2 separate regions of the Homo sapiens genome follow, and region 1 is linked to region 2. The links are chromatin loops, found by intact Hi-C in ENCODE. Cell type or tissue: Caco-2. All regions are shown on one strand. Each heading gives the region's core, and the rest is flanking DNA. Links, peaks and the distances in the headings are about the cores only.

Region 1 (4,000 bases), core at 1-4,000, 120 kb after region 2:
AAAACATGATGCTCTACTGTTTTACGTAAAGCCATAACAGTTCTCAAAAACTGATTATAATTAGAACTCTGCAAATCCAAGGCTGGGTGCGGTGGTTCACACCTGCAATCCTAGCACTTTAGGAGGCCGAGGAAGGTGGTCACTGGAGCCCAGGAGTTTGAGACCAGCCTGGGCAAAATAATGAAACCCTTTCTCATTATTAAAAAAAAAAAATAGCCAGGCATGGTGGTGCATGCCTATAGTCCCAGCTACTCGGAAGGCTGAGGTAGGGGGATCACTTGAGCCCGTGAGGTTCAGGCTGCAGTTAGCAGTGACTGCTCCACTATACTCCAGCCTGAGCCACAGAGCAAGACCCTGTCTCAGAAAAAATAAAAGAATTCTGCAATCCCAAAATTGACATTTTTCTCTTCTACATTAAAAAAGTCTTCTTTACACATACTATCACAATCTATCACCAAAATTTGCTCCAAAAATTGCTATCCATCTTTAAAAGCTTATTTTGACTCCAATATTAGACATAACAGATGTTCCTTAAATTTACTGACCAAACACATATACAAGCAAATACCTTTTTAAAAAACATGTATTAAGAAGTCACCTATTATAATTGAAAAGGCATGGAAAGGCTTTCTAAGGTGAAGGAACTGGTAGGGAAGGAAAGCTTTTAACTGGGGAATAGGACAATTTGGGATTCAATTTATAAAAATGGCCTGGAGCTCTCTGGAGTGCCCATTTCTTTGACTTGACTCAGCCTTGTTTTCCATTATCACCACCATTCCTGACATCCATCCCTCAATTGAAAGTTCTTTCCATTTTAAAAGTATAAAGAAAAACAAAATATATTTTAGCAGTCTTGATGTCAGCAGATTCTAGACTAACTTTTAAATCTCTAAACAGTATTCTACCATACTAAATTTTAAGAATTATGTCAATAACCTATATATAAACAAAAATTACCAAAACTTCCCAAGATACCCAAAATAATTAATATCTTAGGCTACATAGCTTTCTTTCATATGCTGTTAATTGGATGAAAAATCCACATTTTGGTAAACATGTGAAAGACGGTTTATTTCCAAATCAAAGAGAAAGTCTGTAGAACTGGCAAATAGCTATAAATATTTAGGAATATGAACCTTTTTTGAGGACTGTTTACTATTAACCAGACTATGGTTCTTTGTGGGTTTGTCTTCCATTAAAAAGAAATGGTTTTGAGATTCCCTGTGGTGACATACTACAGAAAAGGGGAAGTGCAATATCCAGCTAAGTTTTGCTAAATTGCATAATTGCCTTGCATTTACTATTTTTTAAACAAATTAGAACCAAAATGCTCATTGCTATTTTTTCCCTCATGCTCTTAAATTATTAATCCATTTAGTGTGAAGAATGCCTTCTTTTAAATGATCACCTGATTCTCTGAAATAATGAACTTATGACTGCTTATCACAGCATAAAATTCACAAACGTTTAACTTTTTAAGTATATATAGCTAATCCTCATTCCCAAGACCCTACTAACTATATTAAAAATAAACAGCATAATTTGTTTCTAGGACTGTCCACTGGGACGACAGCTGTAACAGAATCCAGTGAATCTTAAAATCCAGTGTATTTTAAATAGGGGGTAAATTACCAAGCCTGGCAAACACTGGAATTTCATCTGTTCAATACTATAAAATATCAATAAACATTAATATTAATGTCAATCCTCCTATAGAACAAATATAATTTAAAGCAAAAACAGCATAAGCCACGTGAACCTTCAATATCTTTAGACATGAAACATCCTTCCCAGAGACAGAAGAAAAAGTCTTTGACCAAAATCAGACATTCTTCCAACAATAATCAAAAATCAAAATGGAGCTTTTTCAGAGTGAATGTTCAAATTATGTAAATATTCTCAAATACCTCAAGTTAAAATTAAAAGTCTCATTTTAAAAATTGTGTTTAGCTACAGTTAAAGAAATTCTGGTCAAAAAGCAAATTAAAAGAAGAAAAATTTTTATCAAAAAGCAAATTAAAAGATAATAGTAAAGAAGTGCCTCTTTGAAACACAACAAATACATAAAGAAGGAAGAAAAATCAGCATTGTATGTATTACTACATTTTAAAATAACTTATATTCTAAAGGCTTACCAAAGAAAATAAATTATCAAATTTTTTCACTTCATTTATAATTGTACATGATTTATTATTAAAAGTCAATAATGCATTAGCATTCCAGTTATACACCACATAAGAAACACTGAGTATGGCAACTTTCCCCACGGATTTCAATAATTGACATTTTTCTTGTATATAATACTTACATTATTTGAGACACAATAATGGACAGTGAAACTTTTATACATTACTTATTAAGTTCATATAGTGCCATCTGGTGGTTAACATGATACATTATTAAGTTTTCCCTAAATGTAAGGAAACTACCACTTTGAAAATAATTACTTAATGAAAGGCCAATTTTCTCTTTTTTAGCATTCATCTTGTTCTAATCATCTGGTCTTAAAAACTTACTTTCCTACTCAACTTCTAAATGTGTCTTAAAATCTTCCAAATTGGCCAGGCGCGGTGGCTCACGCCTGTAATCCCAGCACTTTGGGAGGCCGAGGCGGGTGGATCACGAGGTCAGGAGATCGAGACCATCCTGGCTAACACGGTGAAACCCCGTCTCTACTAAAAAATACAAAAAATTAGCCGGGCGAGGTGGCGGGCGCCTGTAGTCCCAGCTACTCGGGAGGCTGAGGCAGGAGAATGGCGTGAACCCCAGGGGGCGGAGCCTGCAGTGAGCCGAGATTGCGTCACTGCACTCCAGCCTGGGCGACAGCTAGACTCCGTCTCAAAAAAAAAAAAAAAAAAAAAAAAATCTTCCAAATTGCCATTACTGCCCCCTGCTTCTTAGCATATGCCCTTCACAGATAAACCTTCTTTGCCTATTATAGTTCCATTCTTTATCTTTCAAGCTTTTTCCCAGATTGCCATGTAGCCCTCAGATACATCCCTCCTTAGTTGAAAACTTTCTAGTCATCTCCTCTCAAAATAAAAATAATATCTAAAATTTAGTGATGTACCAAGCATTACACTAAGTGCCTTAAGTGAACAATCTAACTTAATCTTCACATCAACCCTGTAAAATAGGCACTATTATTATCCTCATTTTACAGCTAAGGAAACAAGCTTATAAAGGTACACGGACTTCTCAAAGAAATTTGACTCAAGAACCCACCTTATAGCCATTTAATATTGCTCCTTTCCAAGTTTTGATAAAGAACTATAACTCAGTGAAAATTTATTTGCATGGCAGAAGTCAGCTGTTGAAAACAAACAAAGGTGCCCAAAACACAGAAAGGCTTTTTTTTTTTAATACATAAAAGATTAACCTTGTGAATAAATATTAATCTGTAGACAATGCAACAGCTGTTAAAATCAAACGCCAAATGTTTTAAGTGCTAAAAGACTCATAATTAATGTCAATATGTTAAAGTGAAAAAGTTGGGAAAGAAATTTTAAAGCAGGAATAAACTGTTAAGCTGCTGATCAATGGTAAACATTAACTTATCTTATGTATATGCACAACATTCAGGGCTATTATGATCCAGCTGTTGCTCCTAATTCAATAGCCAGTGCAAGCTTTTACAATTAATTTCCCAAAGGTGCATTATCTCTCAATGTATATCTTTGCATTACTGTTCCCTCAACCTGCAAACTGTTCTTCCTTTACTTCTAGGAAAATGCCTATTCAGCCTTCAGAACTCACTTTATACCTAATTCCTTAGGAAACTTTCACTGATGCTCATCTCTTTCCCCTACACCAGAATACTTGAGCCACACAGCATCTGGCACATGACTTCTAGACTATCAATTAGTGTATTCAATTAAAATGCGTTTGTTTATCTCTGGTTCCATAAAATAAAGCAGTTTGAGGGCAGTGCTTTACTGACGTTGTGTTTCTAGAATTTAAAATGGTGCTTAACACATAGTACTCAGTAAGTAACACTGGG
Region 2 (17,278 bases), core at 5,338-9,337:
GGTGTGGTAAGAAGGATGTGAGCATTGCCCCAGATAGTAATGGACAGTCATTCAGACTGTGTGTGACAGTGAACAGCCCTGGTGTTGTGCTTACTGCATGGAAGGCACCCCACCACATGCTGTGATTCTTCACGTGCCTCTGCCCTTTATGCGCTCAGCCCATTTTAACAGGACCCGTCTTCAAGAACAGCAAATAACAGGGCAGCTGACATATTGGGTCCACTCTCCTTCCACTAAGGCTCGAAGAGGAAGAAGGAGGAGGGCGTGAATATCCTGGGATAGAGAGAGTGGTGGAGGCAGCAACAAACAGGTGAATCTGCTGAGGGGGCTGCAAGGAAGGGAGAAAAGGCTGAGAATGAGGAGTCGCCTGTTGCTGAGAAAGGCCCTGAGTTTGGAAGTGCATCCACCTGGAGAAAATCCAGCCTGCGTGGACACCATGCCTCTGACTCTGTTTATGTGCTATCTAGTACTTTGTGTCATTTCCTATTCTTCCTCTGCCTTACCATGTAGCCTTTCTGTATTTATCAAAGGATAAATTAGAAAAAAAATAAAGTGCTGTGAACTTCATATTAACCTATTGGTCTCACAGCTAGCTGCATTGCTGGAAAGGTTTATTCACTCAGGAAAGCTGAGTATTGGCCAGTTTTGAAAAGTTATTTATAGATTTCCTTTATCAGTGTTTTCTAAAAACTCCATATTTACATGAAAAAAAACCCACAACAGCTAGTTTTATTTCTTTTCAAACAAACCATCTGTAACCAAGCAGAAGTAGGATTTTATTTATTTATTTTTTGAGACAGAGTCTCGCTCTGTCGCCCAGACTGAGTGCAGTGGGGCGATTTTGGCTCACTGCAACCTCTGCCTCCCAGGTTCAAGCAATTCTCCTGCCTCAGCCTCCTGAGTAGCTGAGATTACAGGCGTGCGCCACCACACCTGGCTAATTTTTTTTTTTTTTTTTTTTTTTTGCATTTTTAGTAGAGATGGGGTTTCGTCATGTTTGCCAGGCTGGTCTCGAACTCCTGACGTCAAGTAATCCACCCACCTTGGCCTCCCAAAGTGCTGGGATTACAGGCATGAGCCACTGCACCCAGCTAGAAGTAGGATTTTAAATGATAGATTTACCCTGGGGATTTCTCCAGAATGCTTGGACAAAACCCACTGAAAGTGAAGCACATGAGTTAGATATATAAAAACTCTCAGCATCAAGAGAAAGGCTCGGGTTCATATTATCTTGCTTATTTGTGGTATTATATAATTTATTGTACATTTTATAAATATGCCAGCCTTGTGAATTGTCTTCATTTCACCACAGAAGCTGCACTGAGTCATTTGCTATCTTGATGCAGGATTTTCTTTTCTGTTTTCATATTTATGAATTTGTCCTCTTGGAAAATATCAAGGTCAGTTTCTGCCATTTGTTGCAAAATGCAGAAGGTTTAACTGAAGGTGATGTTGATTATGCATGCATCCAAATATAGATATGGGTCTTAAATATTCATTTAAAAACTGAAAACTCTTGGGAACACAAAGCCACAAAATAAAACAAAACAGAAAACAAAAGAAAAGCGAAATGAAATATGAAATATGTTTTCTTAACCCTCAGTGTTACACCTTAGGAGATGGCAGGATCTAGTCTGTGCAATGACTGGTTTTCAGGTGGTAAAAACAATCTAAAATGAAAATATGAAGGTGGGCCAGGCACAGTGGCTCACACCTGTATCCCAGCACTTTGGGAGGACAAGGTGGGAGGATCACTTGAGCCCAGGAGTTCGAAACCAGCCTGGGCAACGTGGTAAAACCCCATCACTACAAAACACACAAAAATTAGCTGAGCATGGTGGCATGTGCCTGTAGTCTCAGGTATGTGGGAGGCTGCGGCAGGATTACCTGAGCCCAGGTAATCCTGGGATCACACCACTGCACTTCCAGCCTAGTGATAAAGACTCTGGAAAGAGGGAAGGGAAGGGAAGGAAAGGGAAAAGGGGAAGGAAAGGAAAGGGGAAGGAAAGGAAAGAGGAAGGAAGGAAGGAAAGCAAGAAAGGAAAGAAAAGAAAAGATGAAGGTAACACATAATAGTTTACAAATTAAGTTTTTAAACAAATTGGAGTTTTTACTAAGTTGATGTTTTCTTCACCTGGGGATGCACTTTTTTTATTTTTAAAGAAAATAAGTAGCATTTCCAGCCCCAAAACTATTTTGGAATGAAACACAAAATCAAGGAAGATGTATGACTATGGACAATTTATGAAGTCCCTTTTTATACAGTCAGCTTACATAGCTCTGAAATTCTAACAACTTCCTGGGCACAGCAAGGAGCAAAATAGCAAACACAATAGGTAAACATGGAGAGAAAATATCAGTGACTGATACTCACCAATTGTTTTCCTAACTTTACAAACACATGTACAGAAAGACAGTCTTCAAATTAGAAATCAGAGTAAATAAATCTTAAAAGATAGGAATCATCTGTAGGGGTGGAAGTACACTAACAAAAGCGTGATAGGAAGGTGGAAAACATTCACTTGGGTGCTAGAAGTCAATGGAGAAATGCCTTAAGTGTTCTGAGGAAAACTGAACTGCAATTTGACTAAGGGCAAAATAAAGACATTGTGGACATGCAGGGACTCAGATTTAATACTCACAAGCCCTTTCTTTTTTTAAAATTTTTTATTTCCGCAGATTTTTGGGGAACAGGTGGTATTTGGTTACATGAGTAAGTTCTTTAGTGGTGATTTGTGAGATTTTGCTGCACCTGAGCAGTATACAGTGAACCCAATTAATATTCTTTTATCCCTCACCCTCTTCCAACCTTTTCCTCCTGAGTCCCCAAAGTCCATTGTGTCATTTTTATGCCTTTGCATCCTCATAGCTTAGCTCCCACTTACGAGTAAGAAAACACAATGTTTGGTTTTCCATTGCTGAGTTACTTAGAATAATAGTCTCCAGTCCCATCCAGGTTGCTGTGAATGCCATTAATTCATTCCTTTTTACGACTGAGTAGTATTCCATCATACACACACACACACACACACACACACACACACACACACACACACACACACACCACAGTTTCTTTATCCACTCGGTCATTGATGGGCATTTGGGGTAGTTCCATAAATGCACAAAAGTGCAGTGGCATATTTGCAATTGCAAATTGTGCTGCTATAAACATGTCACACACCCTTTTATAGAGAGTATTATCCACCAAAACCAGGGAATAAATCAAGCAATAAATTAAGGAAGCTGTGGCTCCAACAATGGAGCTGGGAAGGGAGGGTCCTGGATGGCCACTGGGTTGCTGGAGATGAGTGCATCCAGATTAGAGAGAGAGAAGGTGGGCCCCAGGGAGATTTCCAGGAAAAAAAGAAAATTAATGGGCCATCTGACTTTTTTATGTGATTTTTTCTGGTATTACTATCTTTTTATTGTGGTTAAGTGTATAGCATAAAATGTACCATTTTAACTATTTTTAAGTGTACAGTTTAGTGGCATTAAGTACTTTCATATTGTTAGGCAACCATTAATGCCATTGCCAGAACTTTTCCATCTCCTCCAACTGAAACTTTCTGTCTGTTAAAGACTAACTTTTCATTCCACCTCCTCCCAGCCCAGGGCAACCACTATTCTACTTTCTGTCTTGATAATTTTGAATACTTTAGGTACCAGATATCAGAGGTATAATCATATGATATTTGTCTTTTTATGACTGGCTTATTTCACTTAGCATAATGTTCTTGAAGTTCATCCATGTTTCTTTTTTTAGGCTAATATTTCATTGTATGTAGATACCACATTTTGCTTATCCATTCATCCATTGATGGACATTTGGGTTGTTTCCAGCTTTTAGCTATTGTGAATAATGCTGCAGTGAACATCGGTGTAGAAGTATCTGTTCCAGTCCCCAATTTCAATTCTTTTGGGTATACACTAGAAGTAGAATTGCTGGGTCATATGGTAATTCCATGTTTAATTTTTTGAGAAATCACCATGCTATTATCTACAACAGCTCCACCATTTTACATTCCCACCAGCAATATACAAGGGTTCCAATTTCTCCACATGCTTGCCAACACTTCTTATTTTCTGTTTTCTTGATAATAAGCAACCTAATGGGTGTGAAGTGGCATCTTATTGTACTTTTCATTTGCGTTTCCCTAATGATTCATGATATTGAGCATTTTTTCATATGCTTATTGGCCATTTGTATATCTTATTTGGAGAGATGTCTATCCAGGTCAGGTCCTATGCCCATTTTTCAATTGGGTTGTTTGTTTTGTTGTTGTTGAGTTGTATGAATTCCTTACATATTCTGGATAATAATCCCTTATCAGATACAAAATTTGCTAATATTTTCTCCCATTCTGTGGGTTACTTTTTCACTCTGTTGATAATGTCCTTTTCTCAGAGGCATGTGAACCAGAGCAACTCCATGTTGAATAGGAGCTGGGTAAAATGAGGCTGAGACATACTGCATTTCCAGATGGTTAAGGCATTCTAACTAACAGGATGAGATTAAAGGTCAGCACAAGATACAGGTCATAGAGACCTTGCTGATACAACAGTTTGCAGTAAAGGAGCTGGCCAAAGCCCACCAAAACAAAGATGGCAATGAGAGTGACCTGTGATTGTCCTCACTATTACACTCCCACCAGAGCCATGACGGTTTACAAATGCCATGGCAACATCAGGAAGTTACCCTCTGTGGTCTAGAAAGGGGAGGCATGAATAATCCACCCCCTTGTTTAGCATATAATCAAGAAATAACCATAAAAATGGGCTGCTCTGTCTATGGAGTAGCCGTTTTTTAAATTCCTTTACTTTCTTAATAACCTTGTTTTCACTTTACTCTATGGACTCACCCTGAATTCTTTCTTTTGTGAGATCCAAGAAGCCTCTCTTGGGCTCTGGATTAGGACCCTTTTCCTGCGACACCAGTCTTTCACCTCCGCGGTTAAGTTTATTCCAGCATTTTATTCTTTTGATGCTATAATAAATAGAATTGTTTTTAAATTTCCTATTTGGATTATTCATTGTTAGCGCATAAAAATGCAACTTATTTTTGTGTGTTGATTTTGTATCCTACAACTTTGCTGAATGTATCAGCTATAATCATTGCGTGTGTGTGTGTGTGTGTGACATGTGAGATCATATGTTCTGTGAACAGAGCTACTTTTACTTCTTCCTTCCAAAGTGAAAATGAATTTTTAATTTCCTTTTATTGCCTAATTGTTCTGGCTAGGACATTCAGGACTATATTGAAAGTGATGAAAGTGGTGAACGCAGGCATGCTTGCCTTGTTCCTGATCTTGGAGGAAAAGCTTTCAGTCTTTCACAATTGAGTATGATGTTAGCTGTGAGTTTTTCACATATAGCGTTTATTATATTGAGGTAGTTTTCTTCTATTCTTCACTTCCTGAGTGTTTTTATCATGAAAGAATATTGAATTTTGTCACATGCTTCTTATGCATCGAGAGGATCATATGCTGTTGTTTTTCATTCTATTAATATGGTGTGTTACATTGACTGATTTTCATATGCTGAATGAAAGGTCACAATTGATAGACCTTTAGCTAGAATGACTAAGAAAAAAGGAGAGAAGTCTCAAATAACTAAAATCAGAAATGAAAGAGGGGACATTATGACTGATTTTACAAAAATAAAAAAATTATAAGGAAGTAACAATTATATGTCAGCAAATTAGATAACCTAGTGAAATGAACAAATTCCTAGAAACACAGAACCTACCAAGACTGAATCATAAAGAAATGAAAAATCTGAATAGACCTAAACTAAAAGGTGATTGCATCAGTAATCAAAAACCTCTAAACAATGAAAACTCAGGAGCAGATGGCTTCACTGGCAAATTCTACCAAACATTTAGAGAATAGTTTATACCAATCCTTCTCAAACTCTTTCAAAAAATTAAAGAGGAGGGTACACTTCCTAATTCATTCTATGAGTCCAGCATTACCATGAAACCAAAACCAGACAAAGGCACTACCAGGAAGGAGAACTACAGACCAATATCCCTGATGAATATTCATGCAAAAATTCTCAATAAAATACTAGCAAACTGAATTCAACGGCATATAAAAAGGATTATACACCATGAACAAGTGGGATTTATTCCTGGAATGCAAGGCTGTGCCAACTAGACTGCACTGTTGAGTGCCCAGATTAAACCTTATTTCTGGGTGTGTCTGTGAGGGTGTTTCTGGGTGAGATTAGCATTTGAATCAGTGGACTCAGTAAAGTAGATGGCCTTCCCAGTGTGGGTGGGCCTCATCCAATCCACTGAAGATCTGAATAGAACAAAAGGTGAAGGAAGGATCAATTTGCTCCTTTTTCTTGTCTGCCTGCTTGAGCTGAGACATTGTTACCAGAAAGGGGTCCCAATCCAGACCCCAAGAGAGTGTTCTTGGATCTCGCACAATAAAGAATTCAGGGCAAGTTCATAAAGTGAAAGCAAGTTTATTAGGAAAGTAAAGGAATGAAAGAATGACTACTCCATAGACAGAGCAGCCCCAAGGGCTGCTAGTTGCCCATTTTTATGGTTATTTCTTGGTTATATGCGAAACAAGGAGTGGATTATTTATGCCTCCCCTTTTTAGACCATATAGGGTAACTTCCTGATGCTGCCATGGCATTTGTAAACTGTCATGGCGCTGGTGGGAGTGTAGTAGCCAGGACAACCAGAGGTTACTCCTGTCTCCATCTTGGTTTTGGTGGGTTTTGGCCAGCTTCTTTACTGCAATCTGTTTTATCAGCAAGGTCCGTCTGACCTGCATCTCATGCTGACCTTTTATCTCATCCTGTAACTAAGAATGCCTTAACTGTCTGGGAATGCGGTCCAGCAGGTCTCAGCCTCATTTTACACAGCCCTTGCTCAAGATACAGTCACTCTTGTTTGTACATCTTCTGACAATGTCAGTCTCCTGCCATTGGTTTAGGATTTACACCATCAGCTCCCCTGATTTTTAGGCCTTTGGACTTGGGCTGGAATTACACTACAAGGTTTCCTGAGTTTCCAACTTGCAGACAGCAGGTCTGCAGTTCTCAGCCTTCATAATCATGGGTGCCAACTTCTGATAATAAATCTCCTTTTATATTTACCCTCTGTCTCTCTCTCTCTCTCTCTTTCTGTCTCTATCTATCTGTCTTTAATTTCCCTTTGGTTCTGTTTCTCTGGAGATTCCCAACTAATGAAATTTTAATCAAATACAAAAACAGTACTCAGAGGCTATGCCCCCACTTCATGTGACTAATGTCACAAATCATATCTTTATAATACTATGTTATGCTCATTAACATAGATTTATAATTATTTATTACATACTTATCTCTTAAATTCTGTATAAAATAAAAAAATTAGTTATAAACAAAAATTACAATAATACTGTTGTTTTCTATTTATCCATGTATTTACTTTTACTGAAGAATGTCATATTTTTGTATGGCTTTAAGTTTCTGTCTAGTGTTTTTTCATTTCAACTTAAATAACCCATTTTTGGCATTTCTGGTTGGACAAGTCTATGGTAATGAATGCGTTCAGCTTTTGTTTGGGAATATATTAATTCTTCCTTCTTTTTTTTTTTTTCTGAGACAGATTCTCTCTGTGTCACCCAGGCTAGAGTGCAGTGGCATGATCTTGGCTCACTGCAACCTCCTCTCCCTGGGTTCAAGTGAGTCTCGTGCCTCAGCCTCCCAAGTAGCTGGGACTACGGGTGTGGCCGCCACACCTGGCTAATTTTTTTTGTAATTTTAGTAGAGACAGGGTTTCACCATGTATGCCAGGCTGGTCTCAAACTCCTGACCTCAAGTTATCCACCTGCCTGGGCCTCCCAAAGTGCTTGGATTACAGGTGTGAGCCACCTTGCCTGGCCTTCCTTCATTTTTGAAAGACAGTTTTGCCCTACACAAAATCCTTCGTTGATTTTTTTTCACTCCAGCAGTTTAAATATATAATGTTATTCCTTCTGGCCTTTAAGGTTTCTGCTAAGAAATCGACTGATAATCTTACTGAGGCTTCCTTGTACATGGTGAACATCACTTTTCTCTTGCTGCTTTCAAACTTCTCTGTCATTTGCTTTTGACAATTTGATTATAGTGTGTCTCATTGTGGGTCTCTTTGGGTTTATCCCACTTAGCGTTCATTGAGCTTCTTGGATAACATAGCCATGCCTTTCTCCTAATTTGGGACGCTTTCAGCCATTATTTCCTCAAATAATCTATCTCCCCCTTTCCCTCTCTTTCTTCTCCTTCCGCAATTTTTACAATCCTGTGTTGGTCTGTTTGATGGTGTCTCATAAGTCTCATAGGCCCTATTCACTTGTCTTCATTCTTTTTGCTCCTCAGACTTGATAATTTCAAAAGATTTGACTTCATGTTTGCTGATTCCTTCTGTTTGTTTGAGTCAGCTGTTGAACCTCTCTAGTGAGTTTTTCAATTCAGTTCTTACGTGTTTTACTTCCAGAATTTCCTTATTGTTGTTACTAATTTCTGTCTGTGGAAGTTTTTATTTTATTCCTACATTGTTTTTCTAATTTCCTTTAGCTCTTTGAGCATACTTAAGAGAGTTGTTTTAAAGTAAGTTTGAGATGTGTGTTACTGCAGGGATTGTTTCTGCAGTTGTATTGTGTCCTTTTGAATGGGTTACGTTTTTCTGTTTCCTTGCATCCCTTGTGATTTAAGTTGGGTATTTAAAAAAACAGCCACCTTCTCCAATCTTGCAAACTGGCATGGAAAACCTTCAGTAATTTACGAGCCCCTGAGCCTCAATATCAGACTGGGGTTATGGTTTAAAGTCTTCTCAGGTCTTTTCTGAACATGTGTCCTGACTTGGTCTATGTGTGTGTTTCCCCCACCACCCACCCTAATTATCTCTGGCTGCATTGAAAAGTCTTGATTCCCCAGAGTCTCATCCTAGCTTCCTATGGCCTTAGATGTCCTATTGTAATGCTCTGTGCATACTGTCTTGCCCCCAAGTGCCCATGGATCTGCATTCCCTTTGCAGTTTTCATGTACACACCCGCCACTGCCTTCTACAGCTTCTAGCCTGAGATCCAAAATATGCCAGTGTCCCCTATCTGAGCTCTGAGTCAGGCAAGGCAAGACCAGACCCTCAGGTGACCCACAGAAAGGTCAGAATGTTGCAAACAATTCTACCCTGCTCTTTCCATCCCAAAGGGAAAACCAGGAATTAGGCTACTTCCTCCAGATTTCACCATGCTGGGAAGGTGAGACAAGGTAAGTAAAAATGCTATGAAATGTCCCACCATGTTGAAGGTAGATTTCTCTTGGTTGAGCTTTTGTTTGGTTGCTGTAGATCTTTGACTTGTTTTCAGAGTTCCTATAAAGTTATTTTTGTCACCCTAGCGGTTTATTTGGTGTTTCTATGGGGGAACAAGGGCCTGAAGCTTCCTCATCCACTAACCTGCTGATGTCATTGTTAATAAAACATTTCGAAAGAAAATTGATGATGGGTGAATAGCACATGAGAAGGTACAGTTATATGTGTGGCTTCATTCCATTTAATTCCTCTGTCAAGAAAGAATCAACTAGAACCCGAAGACAGCCCAGTTAATTCAACTGGTTTTGTGAGGAAAAAAATACTGTATTAGTATGTGTATATCTATTTCATTCAATTCAATCTAACTTAACAAGTTTGTTTTAGCCCCTATAATTAGCAAAGAAAATAAAATATTTGGGTAGTTGTATAAAAAAGCAATGCATAGATAAAAGAAAAATAATAAAGAATAAATTTATGAAAAGAACCAAAAGGAACATTTGGGGAAAATTTATGAAATGTTAGCTAACCCTCATAACAATAGTTTATTTCATAAGTGTTGAAATGGAATATGAATAAGCAGAAAAAATGTGAGTACAATTTAGGAGCTATTGATGAACTCTAAAAGTGTGAAAAGCAGAGGTAATATAAAACATGTACTTCCGTTGGGCCCAGTGGCTCATGCCTGTAATCCTAGCACTTTGGGAGGCCAAGGCGGGGTGGGGGAATAACTTGACAGCAGTTCAAGACCATCCTGGGCAACATGGTGAAACCCTATCTCCACTGAAAAAATTAAAAAATTAGGGCCAGGCGTGGTGGCTCATGCCTGTAATCGCAGCAGTTTGGGAGGCCGAGGCGGGTGGATTGCTTGAGGCCAAGAGTTCAAGACCAGCCTGGCCAACATGATGAAACCCTCTCTCTACTAAAAATACAAAAAATTAGCCCTGCATGGTGGCAGGTGCCTGTAATCCCAGCTACTTGGGAGGCTGAGGCAGGAGAATCACTTGAACCTAGGAAGTGGAGGTTGCAGTGAGCCGAGATCACACCATTGCACTCCAGCCTGGGAAACAAGAGCAAAACTCCATCTCAAAAAAAAAAAAAAAAAAAATTTAAGAAGTTAGTTGGATGATTTATGTTCCAGATCCCTGAGGAATCGCCACACTGACTTCCACAATGGCTGAACTAGTTTACAGTCCCACCAACAGTGTAAAAGTGTTCCTATTTCTCCACATCCTCTCCAGCACCTGTTGTTTCCTGACTTTTTAATGATCGCCATTCTAACTGGTGTGAGATGGTATCTCACCGTGGTTTTGATTTGCATTTCTCTGAAGGCCAGTGATGATGAGCATTTTTTCATGTTTTTTGGCTGCATAAATGTCTTCTTTTGAGAAATGTCTGTTCATATCCTTCGCCCACTTTTTGATGAGTTTGTTTTTTTCTTGTAAATTTGTTTGAGTTCATTGTAGATTCTGGATATTAGCCCTTTGTCAGATGAGTAGGTTGCAAAAATTTTTTCCCATTCTGTAGGTTGCCTGTTCACTCTGATGGTAGTTTCTTTTGCTGTGCAGAAGCTCTTTAGTTTAATTATAAATCATGCTGCTATAAAGACACATGCACACGTATGTTTATTGTGGCACTGTTCACAATAGCAAAGACTTGGAACCAACCCAAATGTCCAGCAATGATAGACTGGATTAAGCAAATGTGGCAAATATACACCATGGAATACTATGCAGCCATAAAAAATGATGAGTTCATGTCCTTTGTAGGGACATGGATGAAGCTGGAAACCATCATTCTCAGCAAACTATCGCAAGGACAAAAAAACAAACACTGCATGTTCTCACTCATAGGTGGGAATTGAACAATGAGAGCACATGGACACAGGAAGGGGAACATCACACACCGGGGACTGTTGTGGGGTGGGGGGAGTGGGGAGGGATAGCATTAGGAGATATACCTAATGCTAAATGACAAGTTAATGGGTGCAGCACACCAACATGGCACATGTATACATATGTAACAAACCTGCACGTTGTGCACATGTACCCTAAAACTTAAACTATAATAATAATAAAATAAAATAAATTAGTTGGGCGTGGTGGCACATGCCTGTGTTTCCAGCCTCTAGGGAGGCTGAGGTGGGAGGATTACTTGAGCCTGGGAGGCGGAGGTTGCAGGAAGCCGAGATTACGCCACTGCACTCCAGTCTGGGTCACAGAGTGAGACTCTGTTTCAGGAAAAAAAACACAAAAATCCCACAAACAAACAAAAACCTTACATATTATTTCTTTCTTCTATACTCTTTTCATTACTACTTCTGCTGTTTTCCATGTACCTCCATTTCCAAAAAAAAGATTTCCTAAGTAAAAGTAAAAATACTTGGGATAAGTTATACCCCAAATAAAGCATGGCTGTTTACTAAATATAATAAACCACTTAGGAAAACCATTTTGGTAAACCATTGATTTTTGAAATTTAAATATTGGAATCAAGAAGGAAACAAACCTCCAAGAGGCTACATTCAGGTGAACCTCTCCAGCTTATTTGAGCTCAAACCAAAGTGATAGATTAGCTTAACAACAATCTTTCCAGAAAGTTGTATAGTTTCCCAATTACATTTTATTAGTTTGATTGAAATCTACTCTCTTTTTAACTACTTTTCTTCATTTGTTGAATATGTATTTGTTATGAACTGAATGTTTATATTCTCCTAAATTCATATGTTGAATTCCCAATGTGATGGTATTTGAAGATGGGACTTTTGGGAGACAATTAGGTTTAGATAATATCATGAGGGTGGGGCTTTCATGATGGAATTAATGCCCTTCTAAGAAGAAATATGAGAGCTTGCTCTCTCTCCAAGGCCACCACCTCACCTGCCATGTAAGGACATGGCAATAAGGTGGCCATCTACAAGCCAGCAACAGAGCCATGCTGGTACCTTGGGCTGAGATTTCTAGCCTCCAGGAATGTGAGAAAGTAAATTTCTGTTGTTTAAGCCGCCTAATCCATGGTATTTTGTTATGGCAGCCTGAGCAAATTAAGAAGTATTTACTGAGCACTTTCTATGTGCCCAGTATTGGGGTAAATGCTGAATGTGAAATAAAAGTAAGACACAGTCATTGATCTTAAGAATCAGAGTCTGTCTTGGGCAACTGACATATAAACCAGTAATTTAATACCAAATGATCGGTGCTGCAGTAGGCCAAAACACAGAGCCCTGTGTGAGTACAGAGGAGAAAGCCTTCATATCTGCTATCATCCAGTGGCTCTATTTCATGTTCGAAAATGTCCTTAAGCCTCTTATAATTCAAAAATTCTGAGGTCCTGCCTGCATGATGGTGAGTTTTCATGTTGTGTGTTTGGGACTCATCTCCTATCTTTTAATGCAAGATGCATCAGTGCATGAGTTAATGTCTCTGTATTTTCTTCCCAGTTTGGCATTTGACCAGACTTTGGGATAGTCACACCTCTCCAGCTTTTTGTCAGTTTTTCCATCTGTAAATTGAAATGTTAATATTTATCATAAACTTCTGTACATGGATAAATTAAACAATAGGATAGCGCTCAAAGTGGGAAGGGTAAAAACAAGCAAGAAGATTCGTATTCCATTAAGGTGATAAAAATGATGTAGGGCAATAAATAACAAATAAAATTGATAAGGCTAATTCTCTTAAGTCAGTGCTTGTTAGATTACGATGGGCACATAAAGCACATGCAGCTCTTGTTAAAATGCAGGTTTTGATTCAGAAAATCTGGGATCGTCTCAAGATTCTGTGTTTCTAACAGGCTCCCCAGGTAGGCCGATGCTTCTGCCAGGTAGACTACACTATGAGCAGCAAGATTTCAATGATTTCAGGCCCTACTGTAAGTGCAGGTATAATTTTCATAATTTCTAAATGTTTATTTACTTACCAGAGCCACTAAGGCATCACTTAAGATGGTGGTTCTCAAACTTTTTGGTTTCAGAACCCCTTTTACAATCTTAAAAACTACTGTGGAGCGCTTATATCTACCTGTACTTACCACATTTGAAATTAAAATTGAGAAAATTTTAGAACACAAGAGTATATCACCACATATCGTATTATTTTTCAGACTCATCATGTTATTCCATATCCTGTAGCCTCAAGAAAACACTACTCTACACTCATGAGAGACTGAGAATGAAAAAGCAAATGGTGTTTACTACTATTATGAAAATTCTTTTGACCTCCCTGATCCCTTGAAAGAAATGGCTGATTAAGACATTTTCCTTCCTTCCTCCCTTCCTCCCATCCTTCCCTCTCTCCCTTCCTCCCTTCCCTTCCTCTCTGCCCCCCTCCCTCCCTCCCTCTCTGCCCCCGTCTCTCTTTCTTTGTTTTTTGTTTCTTTCTACATAAGATCTCATTCTATCACCCAGGCTGCAGTGTAGAGGTGCAATCGCAGCTCACTGTAGCCTAGAACACCTAAACACAAGTGATTCTCCTGCCTGAACCTCCTGAGTAGCTGGGACTACAGGTGTGTGCCACCACGCCCGGCTAATTAAAAAAAAAAAATTTTTTTTTTTTTTTTTTTTTTTTTTTTTTTTTTTTTTTTTTTTATAGATAGTATCTCACTATATTGCTCAGGCTGGTCTCAAACTCCTGGCCTCAAGTGATTCACCTGCCTGGGCCTCCCAAAATGCTGGGTTTACAGGTGTGAGCCACTGCACCTGGCCAAGACATTGTTCTTTCAATATACATAGCTGTACCACAAACACTACTAAATTAATCAGAAAACAATCTATGGTCATTTAATTAACTTAAAGATGCCTTTCTTGAGAACCTAGTATATACAAATCAAGGTATCCAAGTTTTCCCATTAAAAATGTATGATTAAAGCTGTAGTTCTTATCTCTGGGAACTTTTAAAAAAATATCAATCTGATCTCCATTCAGATCAATTAAATTAATATCCCTGGAAATTAATACTGTTTAAAAAACTAAGAGGTGATTCTAATTTGCAGCCAGAATTAAAAACCACCACTAGGTTAAGGAAGCAGGATATAAAGTACAGAGGCCCAAAGTAGAAGAAAGTGTGCACATGGGGTCAACATTGCTTAGGGGTCAGATGGACCAGGTCAGAGTCTCGGTACTATTGTTATCTAGCTGTGTGATCTTACACAATAAGCTTATCATCTCTCACTTTCAATTTCTTTAACTATAACTTGGGATAGTAATGGTTCAAACTTATATAGGGTTGTTGTGAGGATTAAATGAGGAAAAGCATGGAAAGCACATGGTAAATATTCATCAAATATTAGCATTATTAATAGAGACATTAAGCACTGCAAAATCTAACCAGACAAACTATGAATTAAACACGTTATGTTGGGATGGAAGGTAGGTTGCAAACATTTGATATGGACCTGGAAGGAAGATAAAATTAATCTGAAGGCAATTGCCACTCTTACTATCACCCCTGGCACAAATTGGCTTAACACAGCTTGGGGTATGATTGAATAGCGTGTTTTTGTTTTTGCTTCTTTAATCCTTGATGGAGAAAAGGAGCCAAAGTAGTAGGTTTAGCAGCAAGGATTTTTGTCTACCGCTGATGGGTTCTGAAAGGGTTTGTTGATCTCCAACACTAGATCTTTCACATCCTGAGAAAGGAGCTCCCCTGAAACCATAATAAACCAGCCAGGCTATACTGCATAAACAGTCCCATTTACTGTTAGTATATAAACATTGCTTTGGCATTAATATAGAAAATATGAATCAGAGGGTCTTATTCATAAATACAATATTTGGATAAGAAGAAAAGCCACCGTAGAGTTAATTTGCCTGTAAAGTCAAAGGGAAAAAAGAGGTGGAAGTAGAAATTCTGCTGTCAGCTTCAAGTAATACTTTGGATACACGGCAATTATCTGGTTAATCTGGTCAGTGTGGAAAAATTCAAGAACTCTTTCAAATTGGCTAGCCACACCGACCAAAGTATTCAAATAAGTAACAAATCTCTACTTTGTATTGGGGAGAGGGGTAATGTTAAAAATATGTAATAAAATGGTACAATATGAAAAAATGGTACAGTATAGGAACTAACAATCACAGCAGATAATTGCCCAAGCAGACCCAATGTCAACTGTAAATATATGGTTCATCTGTACTTAGGTGTACCCACTAACTATCAGCTTTAGGGTGGGTGTCATCTCTTGTCTCTTTTTTCTTAGCACTCTTTCATGAAAATTAACTCTTCAAGATATGTTACCTAAATATTTAAGGATCCCAGCTGGTTTTATGTACTCATCATTTTAACCACTTAACAACAACAAACAGTCTTTATTTTTTATTGTAGAGACATCTGAAGCAAAATAAAGAATTTTAATGCTCTGTGTCTTTTCAAAATAGATCATTTAGAATACTGTTAAGATTGTTTTGCTGGGCATGGTGGCTCTCACCTGTAATCCTAGCACTTTGGGAGGCCAAGGTGGGTGGATCATGAGGTCAGGAGTTCAAGACCAGCCTGGCCAAGATGGTGAAACCCCGTCTCTACTAAAAATACAAAAAATTAGCTGGGCACGGTGGCAGGCACCTGTAATCTCAGCTAGTCGGGAGGCTGAGGCAGGAGAATTGCTTGAACTCGGAGGGTGGAGGTTGCAGTGAGCCGAGATTGCACCACTGCACTCCAGCCTGGGCAACAGAGACTCTGTCTCAAATTGTTTTTTAAAATGGCAGAGTAAAACAACAAGGAAAGGTAATAGAAATGCAAGCTCCACCCATGGCAACACTAGGAAGTATATATATAACAATATATAAGAAGAGCTGGCAAAATCAGTGGAGATCAAGATACCAAGAAAAAGTGCTCAAGCTGCCAATCTCAGAAAACAACAGAATACAGTTTTCCAAGGTTTGTCCCTTAAAGGGATAAAACCAACAATCTCTTGTTTGAAACAACATACATAAGTACTCTTGATAGCTTCAGGAAGCCTGGAAGGTATGGTTGAATGAGGAATCACAGAGAGAAGCCACCTTTGCAGGAAATGACCCATCAATTAGATTAGAAAGCGAAATACTGAGTTTAGTTAAAGAGATATAATGTTTCAGTAACTCATCACATACACACACAACCCTGAATGTTAAGAAGAATATTTGCTAGCTTGAAACATGGCACTGATCCCTTTTCCCCACAAACCTCTAACAAATCGCTGATCCAGAAATAATTTATGTACTTCAAAGATACTGCAAAGAGGAACAAGGGGTGAAACAGAAATTTTAAATACCACAGAAAGCACTTACGTCAGAAAAAAATAAGTTGCATTTAACAAATGAACATTTTGACCAAGTATATATCATTGTAAATTTTAAATCTTTAAGAAGCAACCACTTCTCTAAATCAAGAGCATAAAGCAGAAATGCAAGAGCTCAGAGAATTTATAGTAGGACAATAGAAAGAGATGAAACATGAATTGATAACATAGGAAAAAGTGAAATGTAAAACTATAATAATTCTACAAACAAAGGTCAAACTGAAGCAAGTGAGAAATACAGTAAGGATTATAGAGAAGAGAATTGAGAAAAGCAAGTAAAAGTATATGAAAATAGAAAATACTATACTATAGTTAACAATACTGTATTGTACACTTAAAAATTTGTTAACAGGGTAGATCTCATATTAAGTGTTCTTACAACAATAAAATAAAGTTTGAAAAGCAAGCAAAAATTAAGGCTTATAAGAGATATAAGAAAAATATAAATGGCAGAGAGAATAAAAAGGCATAATTTCTATCTGAAGAAGAGGACAATATAATGAAAGTGGCAAATATTTATTAATATAATTGTTTTTAACTTTCAAGAATTGAGTGAAGATTTGATTCTACAAATAAAGGTGACATGCAATGCTGCAGGAAAAATTGATACAGAAGAATCATTGTTAAGATGGTCTAGTAAAGTCACTGAACTTCAAAGATAAAATATCAAATCAATTAGAGTGGAGGAAAAATACTCATGCTGTTCTCAGACAACTTTAATGC

What was found. Hi-C counts contacts between places; a loop is a spot of excess contacts. Peaks named below come from ENCODE experiments on the same cell type or tissue, not always from the same donor. Only the 100,000 strongest peaks of a DNase experiment are listed, where the experiment ranks them.
Region 1: a loop joins it to region 2, with 2.2 times the contacts of the local background. A loop is called at or near these places in 1 of 110 quality-filtered maps.

The regions. Positions count from the first base shown.
Region 1 is chr13:39,683,109-39,687,108 of GRCh38, reverse strand. The region is part of intron 8 of COG6 (component of oligomeric golgi complex 6); the gene reads right to left. Among named protein-coding and RNA genes, the nearest start is that of MIR4305, 21 kb to the right of the region's middle. In Caco-2, for the core only: CTCF peaks have their summits at 2,162 and 2,362 (motif pointing left); no DNase peak of the experiment used is centred there.
Region 2 is chr13:39,792,969-39,810,246 of GRCh38, reverse strand. No RefSeq gene overlaps it. Among named protein-coding and RNA genes, the nearest start is that of MIR4305, 140 kb to the right of the region's middle. RefSeq lists an enhancer at 5,964-6,580. In Caco-2, for the core only: no CTCF peak of the experiment used is centred there; a DNase peak (open chromatin) is centred at 6,866.